2 separate regions of the Homo sapiens genome follow, and region 2 is linked to region 1. Evidence: chromatin loops called from intact Hi-C (ENCODE). Cell type or tissue: PC-3. All regions are shown on one strand. Links, peaks and the distances in the headings refer to the core of each region. The heading gives the core; the rest is flanking DNA. Region 1 overlaps SEMA3A (semaphorin 3A). Region 2 overlaps SEMA3A (semaphorin 3A).

Region 1 (9,156 bases), core at 2,989-6,988:
TTTTTGCAGGCATGTATGTGTGCATGTACCAACAAATGAATGCATGAATGTGTAGTTAAGAACATGCATGTGTGCTTAACCCATTTACTAGAAATAGGACCAATAAATATGAAGTTAGTGGATGTAGCTTGCCAAGTACAAAAATACAATGAAACCTTAAATAAAATTTAAACTTGTAATTTTTCACCTGGCTAAAATTTTAATTTTAAACTACTTTGTTTTATGCCCTAAATTAAGATGTCTTTGGTGCTGGGAAGTAATTATTAACCAGGATATAGCATTTAGAATTTTACAGTTTTAAGTAGTTTCTAATCTTTCCTGAATCCATAGATTCCTGAAGATGTGAACTTAAAATTGGCTAGTCTGTGTGTGTGTGTGTGTGTACATATATACGTGTGTGTCTATATATGTGTATGGATGTATATATATACACACACATACATATATATACACATACATATACATAGATATAGGTATGAATATATATACAAATGGTTAAACAGTCATAGGGCCAATATATTTTAATTTTATTATTCATAAATATTTTTTGCAGTAGAGTCACCAGTATCTTACTTTCAGAGATGATTAATTTGAAATATGATAATAAAATTTGCTGTGTGGCTTCAAAGTTAACTTTGAAGCCACTTGAATAGTTACATTGAACACTGTACTTGATGTCTTGTGATGTCATGGGTAATATGCTTCGTATAGGGCAGGCTGAAACTCATTTACTTAAAAAGCAATACCAATATGAAGATATCTACTGTAATATTTATTTAGTTTATACTGAACATCTGGTATGTTTTATTTTCATGATTTTATAGCAAATGCATTACAAAAGAAAGCACAAATAATCTCTATGCCAGAGCAAAATTACCATAGGAATGTTTACTTTAAAAAATCAGGAAACATGGACTTTAATGTTTCATTTACTTTTCCCCAAGAGATATGATGGGAGATGGAAAACACCCATTTGCTGAAGCAGAAACCTTCCATAAACAATAATGAAAATACCATCCTGTATTTTAATGGTATGTGATCCTTATAACTTTTGGAATAAAAAATGCAGCAAGCTTTTAAAAAAATCTTAGTTTGTAACAGTTAAATTGTAGGTGTATGAACAGGTGATCTCTGATGACATACTTAAAGACTTCAATGGAGAATAATGATACGCAAGCTATTTCAAACCTCTTCTTATTCATGTTATCTGTGCATTTGCCTTGCACACATATAATATGAATAATTAGACTTTTTTCCTCAGCAGAAGACAAGTGTCATGATGACTATCTCCAGTGAAAATATTCAAAAAGGGTTTATAAAAATCATAGAAGTTAATACTGCAAGTATTTGATTCTAAGACGCACACTTCTTTATACTTTAATATCTCTGATATCAGAATGTGTCTTACAATTGTTCTTGATCTGAGTTGAAGTTGCTTTTTTCTAGGAGAAATTCTTTCTTACTTCTGACAGATATGTGGGATCCTACTGATATGATACCTCTTTAAATTAAAGTCTCTGTCCGAAATTTGGGTCCATTCTGTTCGTGTGAATTCGGAAAGTAAATCTTCATAAATACCACCTTGTAGTTCAAGGAGTATTTTTTAATCTCTTTCTAACCAGACATGATTATGATTGAAACAGACAATTTTCCTTGCTATTATCATCTGAATAAGAGTTTATTTCTCCTTTAGTCTAGTCCTGAGTCATTTGGTGTCCCAGTTTGATGCTGGGATCATCTAGTAGACTGACCATCTTCAGCAGTTTTTTTTTTCTTAAAAGTACATAAAAGAATGGTGTATTTTATATTATGTCATCTGAGACTTGATGAAATTTGATAATTTATTAAAGGTAGGGATTACTTTTAGGGCTGACATCATGCTCATCTATCAAATATTGAGACTCCTCTTGGGGCTAAATGCTCAGATTCATCACTGGAAGAGGCTAAGACACAGACTATAATAGCACTGCTACAAAATACTAAATTTACAGTTCTACAGATCATAAAGATGGCATTGTCAAAGACATTTTATAAAATTTTGGAATGATTCTGATGCCAACCAAGATATAAATTGAGATGGACAGTTATGGAGATAATTAAGAAGATTGGATTCTGTGGACATATTACTGTGAGGTGCCAGGAAGGTAATGCATGCATGCAAAACTATTAGAAAGTGAAATTCAATGATGGCATTCAACTAGAAGATAGGATATAAAATATTTCAAAGATTCAGAAACCTAACATGATGGTACAGTTAAAAAAAAATTAGTACTGATGGTGTAGTTTTTTTTTTTTTCCTTTCTGGACATGTAAATCATAATATGGCCCATTCTTAGTGAGAAAGAAAATGGGAAGTGGTTTATAGGTAAATTGCCTTCGTCAGTCATTTTCTTGAGTACAAAGTCAGATGAGCTCCAATTTTGTACACAGCAATTATTTTACGGAAGGGAACAGATTGGAAACAACCTGAGCTTCCTCTTTAGCTTCCTGTATGAGGTGTGAGTGGGAAGACAAGAGTTGCCAGCACACATATATTAAGATTTGATACTAAAATCTCCCCTAGGTGACCAGCCACCGGCGACAGAGGAGAGTATCCTGGGATCAAGAGGAGGTGTAGCTGGATTTTTCTGTTTCACCTGGCCTAGTTCACCACTCGAGCCACTTTACATATAAGGGAGCAGAGTGCCAAGTGAGTGTTAAATGTTTCATCTAAAGTGAAATTTCTTCCACCTTAATTCTGAGTTATTCTGTATATAGTCTCTCTATTAAAACCTCTGGATGTGTAAACTATAGAGTGTTACAGAATATGTTTACCATTACAGCTGGAACTGATCATCCTGAAGTGTGTAATTTGGCTTCATGTTGCTTACCAGCTTTCTGTGAAAACATCTCATATTTTTATGCTTCCACATGAGCACATATATTTTATTCAATGTGAGAATTAATATTAGCAAGACAACATACATGATTTAGTAAGGCTGGGCTCCGGATTTTTGCCCATTTTACTTTCAAATACTGACGTCAACTATTCCAAAATAATCACTGATTCCTAATGGTAAGACTTAGCATGGCCAAATGGGAATGCCTACCTTAGTTTCCAAATATTTGAAATTTAGTGTAATTTATGGTGTATATGGTTTATGTGTAGTCATTATCAAAACAAGCAGACAAGGGGAAAAGAGGCATTCAAAAAGGAATATTTTATTGCTGGAGGGCTTGCTGGGCTAGTTTACCCTTTCCTCTCAGATATCACAAACATCTAGAGTTGTTTACCACAACCCTCCCCCAAAAGACCCTGTAACACTGAACAGTTGCACTTTCTCTTCTCTCTCCAGTGTGCATCTGACGTAAGAATCAGGAGGTAAATTTATTTACACTCACTTTATTTCTTACTTCTTATGGCTAAGCCATTCTATATGCCAAATTTTAATAGTCTTTAACTACTCTAATTTTATCAAAACACATCTTTAATATCTGAAACACTCTCCAAACCCCAGTCATTCAATGGTTAACAATATTTATGTATCCACAGTCATACTTTTCATAAAAATTCCTTTGGTCAGTTTTTCCCCATATATATTTACACTCATAACTCTAGCATGAATATAATTTTGAAATTCTAACTGAATCTATAAAGGGATCACTAAACAAATGAATATGCCATTAAGATTATATATGCATATAATCTCTAAAAATTTTCAAAACACAGCATAGTGTCCTACACATGATGGCATATAATCAATATATATTAGTCAATTGATTAATTCATAATGATGTTTCCTAAGAGAGATCTTATTTTTGAATATAATGGTGTTGATAATAACAATGTATGACATAAGGTATTTTTTACAAAAATCAAAAAGTGCTATTAGTTCAAATCTCTACTGAAAAACAAAAGTAATAAGACATGTATCTAGATTATAACTTGAAATTTTTAGATCATTCAGTCATTCAACAAATATTTGTTATCTACAATACTCATAATGTTGTATTGATATAAACCTAGAAATATACAACAAGCAAAATAATGTTTCATTTTGATATGGAGATTAAAGTCTGATTGGTTCAGTTACATTCTCCTGATTCTTTTACTTCCAGTAATTATCATTAACTCTCCACATATAGGCAAACAGATTATTTAGTGTAATGAATTAATATTTCAAAATATTACATTGCTGGAATGGTGCTGATCATAATTCAATATTTTTCCATGAAACAGATTATGAAAGATTAGCAAATATTTTAGGATTTGATTGAAATATGCTATTTGAAAAAATTTAAGGAGAGTGTTCAATAAATGCACCATACTAATGCAGGGACAGTCGTAACATTTACTCCAGTTTTGTGGTCTCTTTCTTATTTATAGTAAAGATAATCACAGATAGGAAAGTCCCTGGTGAGAAAATTTGCAATCAAAGTGGTTCCGAAACACTGGCTTTATTCATGGTTACCCGTCTCCTGGTAGTAGGATTCCCCAAACAATCCCGTGAGCATTCGTAAATCAAATACCAGCCCATCCAGCTTATGCCAAAGGGGGATCTGAATTTTAGAAAGTAAGTTTTGGAATGTATGCTGGGGTTCTATGTGTGGTAATGTTTTATTAAAATCCATAAACATGAATATTCCACACATAAAATTAGTAAATCAAAGAAAAGTCAACTGATAAATATTAACTACTTTTAGAATAAATGGCATCAAAAAAATTAATAGAATAATTATGTTAAGTGACAATGTTTACATTGTACATTTCAGCCATTTTTAACTATGTTCATTAGCAGTATTGTCATTGATAAGTTCCCCCAGCAGAGGGAAGCATAACCTCATTATTATTTCCATAGTAATATGGCATAATGTTTCAATTATGGAAAGTGGGGCATCACTACAATTTTACTGCATTTTAAGTGAAGGTTGGTTGATGTTTCTGCATTTACTAAGCAACTTTGACATTAAATAGGCTCTGACATATTTTAGGAAGCAAAAAATGAATTTGGTACAAAATGCCCAGTGTAAGGGAATACCCTACTAGTAATTCAGTGTAAAGATATCCACATTATCTTCTGCTTGACTAGGATACCCAATAATGATATATTAGGTTTATATCATGAGCATATAAATGAATCATTTTAAGGCATATTTTAAGACTGTAGTTTTTGCTTTGGTATATTTTAATGTACATTTCCATTCCCTACTCATCTCAGGTTGCTACTATATACAAAATGAAGTACTTAAACATGGCTTCTTTTTGTTAATATAAGAAAGTTGAGCTTTAAACCTTGTAAGCATCTAAAATTTTGAATTTATCATCATAATAAAACATAATTTATGATAATAAAACATAATTCAGTGCCTTGTGTTCTTTAGGATTTTCTTTCTGTAAGATTTTACTTCTCTTCGGCTGCATTTCTTTAAGTATTCTGAGAGATGCATACATTGCATGCATATGCATGAATATGCATTATTATGATTTTAGCCTGGTCTTAGCAGGTTGAAAGATGAAAAATGTGACTTACCATGGTGTAAGTCTGAACAGTGAGTCAGTGGGTCTCCATTTCTTATATCTTGTCGTCTTGTGCGTCTGAAGCAATTACATTTAAAAGGTGTTATTGTATCCTTATTTTTCCCTTCTAGGAATTTGTCATAAGAATGAAGAGAAATAAAATATATATATATATATCATAGACTCTAGTAACTTACAGGAACAGATGAATCTACATCCAACTAAAAGATTTTTTTAAAAAACAGTTCATTATACCTGTAAGAGCAGTCTCCAAGATGATCAAAATGGGAAACAAGATCCAAATGTACTAACAACATGTTAAAAGTCTTTAAAATAGTGATAACAGAGAATTCATGGCTTTTTCACTACCAGATGTCAGTCAGTAACAATCTAATGTCTAGAAACTCAAGGCCTAACTTCTGTGGAAAAAGCACAAAATTTAAAATAATAATCCATTTTTTTCAATAAAGGGTAAATTAAACTTTTTTTCTGATTATTAATGAAGGAATAAGCTTGAAAATTATAATTCACATGAATGTTCTCTTTCTCTAAATGCTTACACATAATTATTTAAATAGACTTTTGCTAAATTTTATAATATTAAGACTAGAAATTCTATTTTTAAGCTAGTTTTAAAATTTCTTTTCTTGGTTATTGTATCAACCTATCCTTTTTTTTTTTCTTTCTTTCTTTTTTTTTTTTTGAGACAGAATCTCGCTCTGTCGCCCAGGCTGAAGTGCAGTGGCGTGATCTCGGCTCACTGCAAGCTCCGCCTCCCGGGTTCATGCCATTCTCCTGCCTCAGCCTCCTGAGTAGCTGGGACTACAGGCAGCCGCCACCATGCCCAGCTAATTTTTTGTATTTTTAATAGAGACGGGATTTCACCGTGTTAGCCAGGATGGTCTCGATCTCCTGACCTTGTGATCCGCCCTCCTCGGCCTCCCAAAGTGCTGGGATTACAGCGTGAGCCACTGCGCCTGGCCATATCAACCTGTTCTTTTTTAAAACAGTTTATTTTATGATCATATGGCTATGATTGCAAACCAATTTACCTGTGAAGTGAATAAAAGCAACAATAAATGTTGAACTTAAGGGCAAGGCCTCCTCTTGCCAGAGGAATGAGAGAGAGAATAAATGAACTTACATTTAAGAGAAAAGCAAAGTTTGCTTATAAAAATCAAACGATTTCTTCTACATTCTACCCCCAGATCACATGTGAGCTGCAGCACGTTGTGGGTATCCTTTTTCTACATTTTGCTAATGGTTGCCTGGGAAGGAGGAGGTAGGCTGTAGTCACTGCGGTGCAACAAAGATGTGAAGTTCCAGGAAGAGGCTAAAAATGGAGACTGGCTATGTGTAACAGACTGGAAAAGATTGGGGGACACTTGCCCAAGTGTTTGCTGCTGCTATTTTAATGGGTATTGTCTTGCTGCAAAATTAGTTACCATCCCTAAAAAGAACTCTCACAAAGGCCGTTGAGAATTGCAAATATGGAATTTGTTACTGTATTCATAAATTTAGAAGTCTAAAGTATTTATAGATTTCTATTTGTAGAATTAGTGAAACTATCAAACAGATGTTGCACATTTCAAAATTGAGCCAACAAGAGAACTTGTGAAACACGAACTACAAAGCATTTGGGAAGGCATTTTTCACTGCCATTTAAGATTTTGAAAAATGCCATCACAAAGAATATATAAATCATGAGGCTTCTAAACATCCTTTTTAAAGACAGCGTGTCACTCATGAAATTGGATTAAGTAAAATCTGTAAGGCATAACAAAAATGTGCTAATGAAAATTCCTTCAATCTTGAATTGTAGGTATACAATAAATACTTTTCAAATATGTAATAACATATAGGTTTTAACTTATAGATGTGTTGATTTTCTTTTTATCTCTTTCCTTATTAAGAAGAGCTTAAAATTCAAATAGATTATTACTAAATTAGGTAATATTATAAACTTTCACATGAAGAAGAAATAATACTCATTTTAGTTCAAACACGAATTCCACTTTTTTTTTTTTTTTTTCGAGACAGAGTCTTGCTTTGTCACCCAGGCTGGAGTGCAGCGATGCAATCTCAGCTCAGTAAAACCTCTGCCTCCTGGGTTCAAGCAATTCTTCTGCCTCAGCCTCCCAAATAGCTGGGATTACAGGCATCCGCCACCACACATGGCTAATTGTTGTATTTTTAGTAGAGATGGGGTTTCACCATGCTGGCCAGGCTGGTCTCAAACTCTTGACATCGTGAGCCGCCTGCCTTGGCCTCCCAAAGTGCTGGGATTACAGGTGTGAGCCACGGTGTCGGGCTGAATTCCACATTTTAAAGTAAGATAATAGCCACCTAGAGTTAAATGTTTTTGAGAAGCATTAACTTTTAATCTTAAAAAATTTAATGTTACTGCTGTAAAGACTGCATATTGCTATTCCTTAAATTACCTACGGTTTCTTTAATGAACAGACATTATCTCCACAATAAGTTTTATTTTAAATTTGAAATTTCGACAAAATGAATGGTTATATAAAAGTAATACGAACATGTTACCTCAATTCTGAATGTTAAAGGTTTAATAATTGTATTTCTTATATGATATAATACTGCGTATACATTTAATATTATTAACAGGATACTGTGTTTTAATCCTTTGGACTACTTATATAACAGACTAAATTGTAGATGATTTTACACTCAGTCAATGTTATCTAAAGTGTGTAATCAAGAGATTTAAGTAGGCATTAGGGCCATTTCTTTGCTCAAATATTTTACCAAATATTCAAACTGATACAAATGTTGTAGGACATACCTCATTAGCTATGAAAATCTACATTCATAGCTTCTTTGAAAAAAATAGCTATAATAAACAATAAAGAAATCAAATTATATTGCTTCTAAAATGCAGAGGTTTCATAAAGCTGGTTCCATTTTATATTTCAATAGGTTGATATACATGCTGTTAATCTTTGGGCTCATATTAACGAGATACTGTATGTTAATTTCATCCACCATTCTCATTTCCTAAACCCTGCTAAATGTTGAAAGAGAAAGACATCCTTCAGTGAGTAGTAAAGGATATGTTTTTGAAAGGGCTATTTTGTCAAATGAAGAAAGAGTTATCTTAGCAACTTTTATTCAAGCATGTCCAAAAAAATACTTTTAAGTATTATCAAGAGTATGTTTAAGAGATATATATGTATATATATGCTGGGCGCAGTGGCACACGACTGTAATCCCTGTAATCCCTCTCAAAGGCCAAGGCATGAGGATCACGAGGTTAGGAGATCGAGACCATCCTGGCCAACATGGTGAAACCCTGTGTCTACTAAAAATACAAAAATTAGCTGGGCATGGTGGTGCACGCCTGTAGTCCCAGCTACTCGGGAGGGTGAGACAGGAGAATCTCTTGAACCTGGGAGGCAGAGGTTGCAGTGAGCCGAGATTGTGCCACTGCACTCCAGCCTGGTGACAGAGTGAGACTCCATCTCAAAAAAAAAAAAAAAAAAAAATATATATATATATATACACACACACACACATATACATATATACACATATACATATAGATATACACATATACATATATATTGCATATGCACAGATAGATATTTTACTACATGGTTTTATGTTTCAAGTTCAGACACTGCAAATGCAAGGTGATG
Region 2 (9,156 bases), core at 2,300-6,299, 83 kb after region 1:
TCTGCCCCTGCTGTGGGGTGCCTCCCAGTTAGGCTGCTCAGGGGTCAGGGGTCAGGGACCCACTTGAGGAGGCAGTCTGCCCGTTCTCAGATCTCCAGCTGCGTGCTGGGAGAACCACTGCTCTCTTCAAAGCTGTCAGACAGGGCCATTTAAGTCTGCAGAGGTTACTGCTGTCTTTTTGTTTGTCTGTGCCCTGCCCCCAGAGGTGGAGCCTACAGAGGCAGGCAGGCCTCCTTGAGCTGTGGTGGGCTCCACCCAGTTGGAGCTTCCAGGCTGCTTTGTTTACCTAATCAAGCCTGGGCAATGGCGGGCGCCCCTCCCCCCGCCTCGCTGCGGCCTTGCAGTTTGATCTCAGACTGCTGTGCTAGCAATCAGCGAGACTCCGTGGGCGTAGGACCCTCCCAGCCAGGTGTGGGATATAGTCTCCTGGTGCGCCGTTTTTTAAGCCCGTCGGAAAAGGGCAGTATTCGGGTGGGAGTGACCCGATTTTCCAGGTGCCATCCGTCACCCCTTTCTTTGACTAGGAAAGGGAACTCCCTGACCCCTTGCGCTTCCCGAGTGAGGCTATGCCTCGCCCTGCTTTGGCTCGTGCACGGTGCGCGCACCCACTGACCTGCGCCCACTGTCTGGCACTCCCTAGTGAGATGAACCCGGTACCTCAGATGGAAATGCAGAAATCACCCGTCTTCTGCGTTGCTCACGCTCGGAGCTGTAGATCGGAGCTGTTCCTATTCAGCCATCTTGGCTCCTCCCCAAATTATATGTTGATTCTTAAGCATAGTGTTAATTTGACAATTTTCAGATCCTAATAGAAGTCTTTTTGAAAATCTGAAGTAGTGTATTAGTTAAATGTTATTCTGCAATTATTCAAATGACATTATAATTGAGATACATACTTTAGAGCTGTTCACATATACTAAGCCAATTGTGAAAGAAATAAACATTTGTCCAATTTTATTAAATTGATGGTAGAATCATATATCTAGAAATTATTGTCTACATTAAAAGGTGGTTGTGAATACTATACCCTACAAGATCTTTAAGGCTCTCCAAAAAAATACCACATGGGCAGTTTAACATTTCAAAAATAATATATTGAACTAAGACAAATTTGTGCTGACATATGTAAACTATCATTCAGAAACTGTCAAACACAAAAGTTACTATTTGAGGATACGACCATTCTTTCTTAACTGGAAGCTTTCTTAACTCTCTCACAGGAGAGCATACTTTACTGAGATGAACAAAAACAGTTTTGTGAACTGCATTTCTATTATGGCTTAGTTGCCTGAGAAGTACGTATTAAAAACAAAAGTTCATATATACTCTAGACTTTCTGCTCAAAACTCAAAATGAAGTAAAAATGTGGCTTAGATCAGTGAATGTATTGGATTACAATTCCTAAGAAGGGTGTGGTGAGGAGAAACAGAAGGTGGAAACAAAACCACATTTCCTGATGAAATTGCAGCATTACTAACACAGGTGAAAAGTGTGACATGGATGTGAGCAAAATATCAAACAAACTTAAACACCAAGCCATTATGTTGTTAACACCTTAAGTAAATTCCACTCACAGAGTACCAAAGAAATTAGAAACAGAAGGGGGAAAAAAAAAAGAAAATACCCCCTCTATCACACACACAGAAACACACACACACACACATACACACAGAGCACGGATGCAATCCATGGATGTAAGAAAAATTTTACACTATTATATTTATTGAGCACCTTCTCTATATCAATAAATATTTTGGCTTCGTTACTTATGTTGTTCTTTTAAAATTAAAATTTTTCAACAGTTTATATGTCTACATGGTATAAAATTGAAAATGTAAAATTTATAAGGTACCAAATCTCCCTCCCAGCCTTTCTACAGGCAACTACTGCTGCAAGTTTGCTTATTTTATCTTTGCATATATTAAAGAATTACACAAGCACCGAAAATAATAGTATGCTATTACATTGTCTTATTTCTCACAACACACTAGTGAAAGTAATACTGCCATACCATTTCAGGTACAAGGAAACTGAGGCTCAGAGAGCTTCAAATAATTTTTTCAATTGTATCTAATTAACTTAGAGAGTTCCTTATTTGCTCTAGTATCAAGTGAGAGCATTTTGTAATGTCAAATTATGCTCTTTCCTGAGACAAGACAGCATTTTGACTTGAGGATATAAACTTAGCTAAAAGTCTCAGACCTTTGAAATAGGTCTCAATAATACCTCTTAGGGATGGAATATTTCTAAATTATTAGTGCTGCATTGCCTGGAAAAGATTTCAATGAAAAAATAAAATTGCTCTCAAGTTGACTGTTCTTTCACATCATGAAAATGTGAGATAGTACTTAGTGTTGGAAAATACTGAGGCTTATCCTTGTGCTATGTTCACATCTGGCATTTATTATTAGCAGGTGAGTAATTGCTATCTTTAGTAAAAGATTTTTTAAAACAAATTCATAAAAAAAATTTGCAGGTGGATGAAATAAGAAAGAGTAAAAAAAATAAGGCCAGGCGCTGTGGCTCACACCTGTAATCCCAGCACTTTGGGAGGCTGAGGTGGGTGGATCACGAGGTCAGGAGTTCGAGACCAGCCTGACCAACATGGTGAAACCTTGTCTCTCCTAAAAATTCAAAACTTAGCCAGGCCTGGTGGCACATGCCTGTAGTCTAAGCTACTCAGGAGGCTGAGGTAGGAGAATTGCTTGAACCCGGGAGACAGAGGTTGCAGTTAGCTGAGATGCCACTGCACTCCAGCCTGGGCGACAGAGCAAGATAAATAAATAAATAAATAAATAAATAAATAAATAAATAAAGACTGGAGCAAATTCATCTTGACAAAATGATCACTTTTAAAGGAGATTGCAAAATTAACTTTACTATTTTGGTTTGAAAAACTTAGGACATGTTCTTGGATTTGGGGACTTCATTCAGTAGCTTTGCATTGCTCAAGAGAGAATCCATATTCTCAATAGTCCTCAGCTTAAAAACCCATGGCATTTTGGGAAGAAGTCATATTAAACCTTGCTAGTTTTTGTAAACTAAAAATTTTAAGCTGTCATCTGGTTTTAAAGTTTACTACTGTTTGAAACTACTTCTTTCCTAGTGGGATTGGTGGTATAAAAAATATTTGCTGCCAAGATCCATCTAGCCAGTTTACAGATGGTTTGAGCCCAACCTGAAATTTTATTTCCCAGTATTGGGGAAGGAAGAAGCCTAGAACCACCTTAAAATTTCTATCTTATTTGTACCAATGAGGAAGGTGTATCCAAAAGCTTTTGGGAACATAGGTTTTCCCAATGGCCATTTTCTGATATACAAAGTACAACCTGTATATTTCTGAGACAGCTGTTACCCTTGTATGTAAAAGAGTTTGGGAAGTGCTGTAGAAAATATTTATGTTAAAAAGCTCCATTAAACTAGTGAGCATTCTTTTTAGAGCAGTATGAGAGAAAATGCCAACGAAAACCCAACAAGGGGAACTAAATGTACCATAAGAGGAAGAATTTATAGCACAGTTATAAAGAAAGCAAATAACTTCAACACAGAGAGTTTCAGCTCTTGAATTAAAATGGCGTTTCAGGTATTTTGAAGGATTTTGCCAGGTATAATATGGCCTGTTTCTTTTTCTGTATCTTGCTATTCAATGATTTCAGAAGTTAATTTATTTGGTCTTGTCAATAAGCGCTACATACCTCTGAAAATTACTAAATTATTTTACCATATTGGATAGGTTAGGTCTGCACTTCCATCTGAAAGTTCTTTTTCTGAAACACCTATTGTTCTTTCTAGCCACGTCCTCTTCCTGACTCACTGAACTTTGCTCATTCTCTCTGCCTTTTCATAAACCTATATAGCTTTTTCAAAGATATTCAAATATAAAACTAAAACTGTGGAGTTTCGTTTTCTTTGTGGACTTTGGGTGGTTGCATACCATATGAACTAGGTAATACCTACTTGTCATCATTCTTTCTCAGCGGAATATTAAAATAAATAATCAAGCAAGTCCCTACTGAGAAACATACCATGAAGTAAAGCTGCTTTGGGCACACTTTAGCATACTGCTTTTTAAGGAATACCTATCCTTTTTTCAGTGTGCAATTTAAATAACTATAAGCTGTAAGTTCATACAAAATATGACTCCTACCCTTTGTTTAAAACAACGTTCAAATTTCAGCATGTATTTTTGAGGAAGCCATCCACAAATAATCACTAGACCAACCATAAATAGGAAAATTGTAAGTGTGCTAGGTATGCTGCCTTCCTTCAGGTCTTAAACTTTTGTTAAAATGCTGCATAAATGCATGAAATGGACTAAAAGTGTCCACATTTGAAAAGCAACAGAGGAGATAATTCATGCCACAATGGATTTCTTCTTAATAGAATAAGGATCAGTGAAACATGGTGACAAAAGAAAACACTAGAAAATACAGAAAAAATATATATCTTCATGGTTAATATGGCAGTCAATATGACTAGAGTTTATTTTTCTGAGTAGGAAAAAATTATAAGAAGAGAAACATGGAAAACTTTATAAACTTATGACATATCAGATAACCTAAATTTAATTTTTTAATCAAGATTTATTATTTAAAATTTAATTAGAAATTTTAGATTTGAAAAGTTTCATTTTGTTGTGCTATTAAATAATTCTTTTGCATATTGTATAGAAAAGGAAAACAAAAAGGTACATAATTTCTACACAATTATGTAGAAAAATATGTTCAAGAACAGAATCATGACCCAGAATTTTTTTATGTTTTAGGTTGTTGGTATGCTCAAAATTTAAAAAATAAAAAAGAAAGGAAAAAATGATAAAATAAAGAGAAAATAAAAAATTTAAAAATTGCTTCATGATTTGCCACTTTTTGTTTGTGTATTTAGTTAACTCCAGTCCGGAGGTAGTTAAGAGTCTGGAAAAAATTCTTTATTTTTCAATACAGACTAAAGTTTTATCTTATTTGTATCTACTTCTATTATTTTGAACTATAAGCATTCCCCACTTATCAGCAATGCTAAATGAAAAGAGGAGAAAGCTAGAAAAGATGATGGTTACAGAAAAAGGTAGAGGACGTCACATCAAATATTTTGTTAGATTTTCCAAAAAAGAAGAGCTAATTTCATAAAAGGTGAATACAGAATGTAACTTCCCTTAGCCTGTATATGTAATATGTATATTAGGATGAGCCAGCACAAGGTAACACAATGGGTCTCTGCCAACTGTACCAAGTGGGGCTGCATAGTAATTGAGAGGCCATTTTAAGATCCTATTCCATTTCCATTAAAAAGAATCAGACTAGTTGGTGCAATAAGCAAAATAGCATTTAGTGTTTCTTCTTCATTTTCAAACATTTGAATATATCACAACTAATGTCCTTCTAAAACAATTATTATTTCATAATGGAAAATCTTGGTAGATAAAAAAGAACATACAACCTGTTTGTTATTTATAGAAAACTCACTATTTAATTGATTGTTGACTACGCACCTATTAAAAGGGATGCTGTCAGCAGCTTAGGGTCATATGGACTCTTCCCACGGCCGTTTTCAAAATGTGAGTTCTCCAGCTTAAAAATATTGTCCTGTGGATTTAAAAAAGAAAGAGAAAAGGGTTTCCTTTATATATAAAAATGAGTGTTTTCAACACATCAGTTAATCAGAGAGATGTCAAGTATTCATGTCCAACACAAGAGTTATTTTTATTTGTTCAAATTTTTGAGATGGCAAAATAAATCAAGTGTATTGAAAATAGGTAATACTAGCCAAATATCTACTTAGCTTAATGATATTTAGTAGCAGTTAGCACGTTGCAAACAATAATGTGTAAATAAACTATAAAGAACAGGATGTGTCATGGTAAGAGGAGAGTGATTATTTTATCACACAGGTATGTTATAATCTATCATAATGGCTTTTGAGGAAAGAATGTTAAACTTAAATAAAATGACTCATTTCCTTCCTTTGTAGAAAAGAAAAATAGCAATTCACTACGTTAGTTGTCTAGAATAAATTACACAATCTTGTCAGTATGTACTTTCCAGAAGACATGTTAAATAGCCATCAAATTTATTTTCCCCACTATGTCCTTTGCACATCTTTGGTGGCTACGTGCTTCTTGTGTATTTTTAAGTTACAGCAGCAGGTGAAGTGCCTGAAATGCCTCATTCACTTCTCTAAGAGGGAAATATCCCAGGTTAGGAGAGCAGTGTGCCTGGAGGTGGTGTCAATGGAATAACAAGCACATTATTACCACGGGAAAGCCTGCTCTGTTGGGTCCCTAAGTACTCAGAAACAGGAATGAACTTTTGACTACCTATAAAAAATATACACATGTCTCAAGGTAGAATATGTGCAGGAAAGCATGACATCAAAAATCTTGATAAGGAGATAACTAATTCACGCTTGAGACCCTGTTGTCAGAATGTGTCTACCTACTGCACTCTATATGTGACAGTGGAGTAAATCTGGGGACATTTCTGAGCATTCTTTTAAGAACCAAGTGCCCTGGGAATTAATTAGATAAGAATATGTATGCTTTTTCCAGTAGTACATTAAGTTGTCCACAGACTGAAATAAAATAGCTTTTTATTTTTTGGCAATTTCTCTACTATTCACATAAAAGTATTTTCTACCATCTTGGTATATTAAATGGTGTCCATTTTATGATCAGTAGGGATCATTTTGTTTAACATTTAATATTTCTGATGGAACTAATGGCAGGGTTTCAAATTATTACTCTTAAAACTCATTTGAATTAGGGACGAAAGTTAAAAAAAAGGAAGAAATTCCAAGTGTTCTGTTTTTACTACTGTGAATGAGAATTACCAATTCTAATCTTCTTTCTTTGCATTTATTCTGTATTTGGCAATTAGCTGTCCTGTACCAATGATATTTCTTTAGGTTAGTTCTAAAATCTATACTGTGAAATAATTTATGGGCTTTCACAGAATTGTACTAAGTTATAGTGGAAAACGCAATGAGCCAGGCACCAGGCTTAGCTCTGGTTCTCTGGTCACTGTTTCATATCTCTGAGCCTCTGGTCCTAAAATGTCAGCACATGTAAGGATATTTAACCTCACAAGTTAATTTGGAGGGTTAAATAATTTATTTAAAACATTTTAAAAGCAGCAAAATTTTAAAAATGCTATTTATATTCTATTAATTATGTTAGTATTACCAGTATAGCAAAATAATATGGAAATTAACACAGGTTGTTGCCATTATTTTCAACTTTCCTAACATAGTGTCAAAGAAATATTACATTGAGATGTTTATATACATCACTAAATTACAAACTTTTTCACAAATACGAATTTATCATAGGCATTTAAATATTAAAATTATATGAAAAGACATATTCTATTCAAAAACTTAGAAGAATCATTAAAGAAATACCCAGATATATGTGTATTTTGATGAAAAATTAGGAAATAGGAGGAGCCAAGATGGCCGAATAGGAACAGCTCCGGTCTACGGCTCCCAGAGTGAGCGACGCAGAAGATGGTGATTTCTGCATTTCCATCTCAGGTACCGGGTTCACCTCACTACGGAGTGCGAGACAGTGGGCATAGGTCAGTGGGTGCGCGCACCACGCGCGAGCCGAAGCAGGGCGAGGCATTGCCTCACTTGGGAAGCGCAAGGGGTCAGGGAGTTCCCTTTCTGAGTCAAAGAAAGGGGTGACAGACGGCACCTGGAAAATCCGGTCACTCCCACCCGAATACTGCGCTTTTCCGGCGGGCTTAAAAAACGGCGCATCACGAGATTATATCCCGCACCTGGCTTGGAGGGTCCTACACCCACGGAGTCTCGCTGATTGCTAGCACAGCAGTCTGAGATCAAACTACAAGGCCGCAGCGAGGCGGGGGGAGGGGCGTCCGCCATTGCCAAACTTGATTAGGTAAACAAAGCAGCCTGGAAGCTCCAACTGGGTGGAGCCCACCACAGCTCAAGGAGGCCTGCCTGCCTCTGTAGGCTCCACCTCTGGGGGCAGGGCACAGACAAACAAAAAGACAGCAGTAACCTCTGCAGACTTAAATGGCCCTGTCTGACAGCTTTGAAGAGAGCAGTGGTTCTCCCAGCACGCCGCTGGAGATCTGAGAACGGGCAGACTGCCTCCTCAAGTGGGTCCCTGACCCCTGACCCCTAAGCAACCTAACTGTGAGGCACCCCCAAGCAGGGGCACACTGACACCTCACATGGCAGGGTATTCCAACAGACCTGCAGCTGAGGGTCCTGTCTGTTAGAAGGAAAACTAACAAACAGAAAGGACATCCACACCAAAAACCCATCTGTACATCACCATCATTGAGGACCAAAAGTAGATAAAACCACAAAGATGGGGAAAAAACAGAACAGAAAAACTGGAAACTCTAAAAAGCAGAGCGCCTCTCCTCCTCCAAAGGAACGCAGTTCCTCACCAGCAACGGAACAAAGCTGGATGGAGAATGACTTTGACGAGCTGAGAGAAGAAGGCTTCAGACGATCAAATTACTCTGAGCTACGGAAGGACATTCAAACCAAAGGCAAAGAAGTTGAAAACTTTGAAAAAAATTTAGAAGAATGTATAACTAGAATAACCAATACAGAGAAGTGCTTAAAGGAGCTGATGGAGCTGAAAACCAAGGCTCGAGAACTACATGAAGAATGCAGAAGCCTCAGGAGACGATGCGATCAACTGGAAGAAAGGGTATCAGCGATGGAAGATGAAATGAATGAAATAAAGCGAGAAGGGAAGTTTAGAGAAAAAAGAATAAAAAGAAATGAGCAAAGCCTCCAAGAAATATGGGACTATGTGAAAAGACCAAATCTACGTCTGATTGGTGTACCTGAAAGTGATGGGGAGAATGGAACCAAGTTGGAAAACACTCTGCAGGATATTATCCAGGAGAACTTCCCCAATCTAGCAAGGCAAGCCAACATTGAGATTCAGGAAATACAGAGAACGCCACAAAGATACTCCTCGAGAAGAGCAACTCCAAGACACATAATTGTCAGATTCACCAAAGTTGAAATGAAGGAAAAAATGTTAAGGGCAGCCAGAGAGAAAGGTCGGGTTACCCACAAAGGGAAGCCCATCAGACTAACAGCTGATCGCTCAGCAGAAACCCTACAAGCCAGAAGAGAGGGGGGGCCAATATTCAACATTCTTAAAGAAAA

What was found. Peaks named below come from ENCODE experiments on the same cell type or tissue, not always from the same donor. Only the 100,000 strongest peaks of a DNase experiment are listed, where the experiment ranks them.
Region 2: a loop joins it to region 1, with 2.7 times the contacts of the local background. A loop is called at or near these places in 1 of 110 quality-filtered maps.

The regions. Positions count from the first base shown.
Region 1 is chr7:83,971,622-83,980,777 of GRCh38, forward strand. It overlaps SEMA3A (semaphorin 3A), which reads right to left. Exons shown (of 17, transcript NM_006080.3): 15 at 5,511-5,575. Among named protein-coding and RNA genes, the nearest start is that of SEMA3A, 220 kb to the right of the region's middle. In PC-3, for the core only: a CTCF peak has its summit at 4,806 (motif pointing right); no DNase peak of the experiment used is centred there; H3K27ac peaks cover 747 bases.
Region 2 is chr7:84,054,977-84,064,132 of GRCh38, forward strand. SEMA3A (semaphorin 3A) reads right to left here. Exons shown (of 17, transcript NM_006080.3): 5 at 5,489-5,582. Among named protein-coding and RNA genes, the nearest start is that of SEMA3A, 140 kb to the right of the region's middle. RefSeq lists enhancers at 1-430, 431-1,022. In PC-3, for the core only: no CTCF peak of the experiment used is centred there; DNase peaks (open chromatin) are centred at 3,885, 5,225 and 5,905; H3K4me3 peaks cover 1,366 bases; H3K27ac peaks cover 3,858 bases.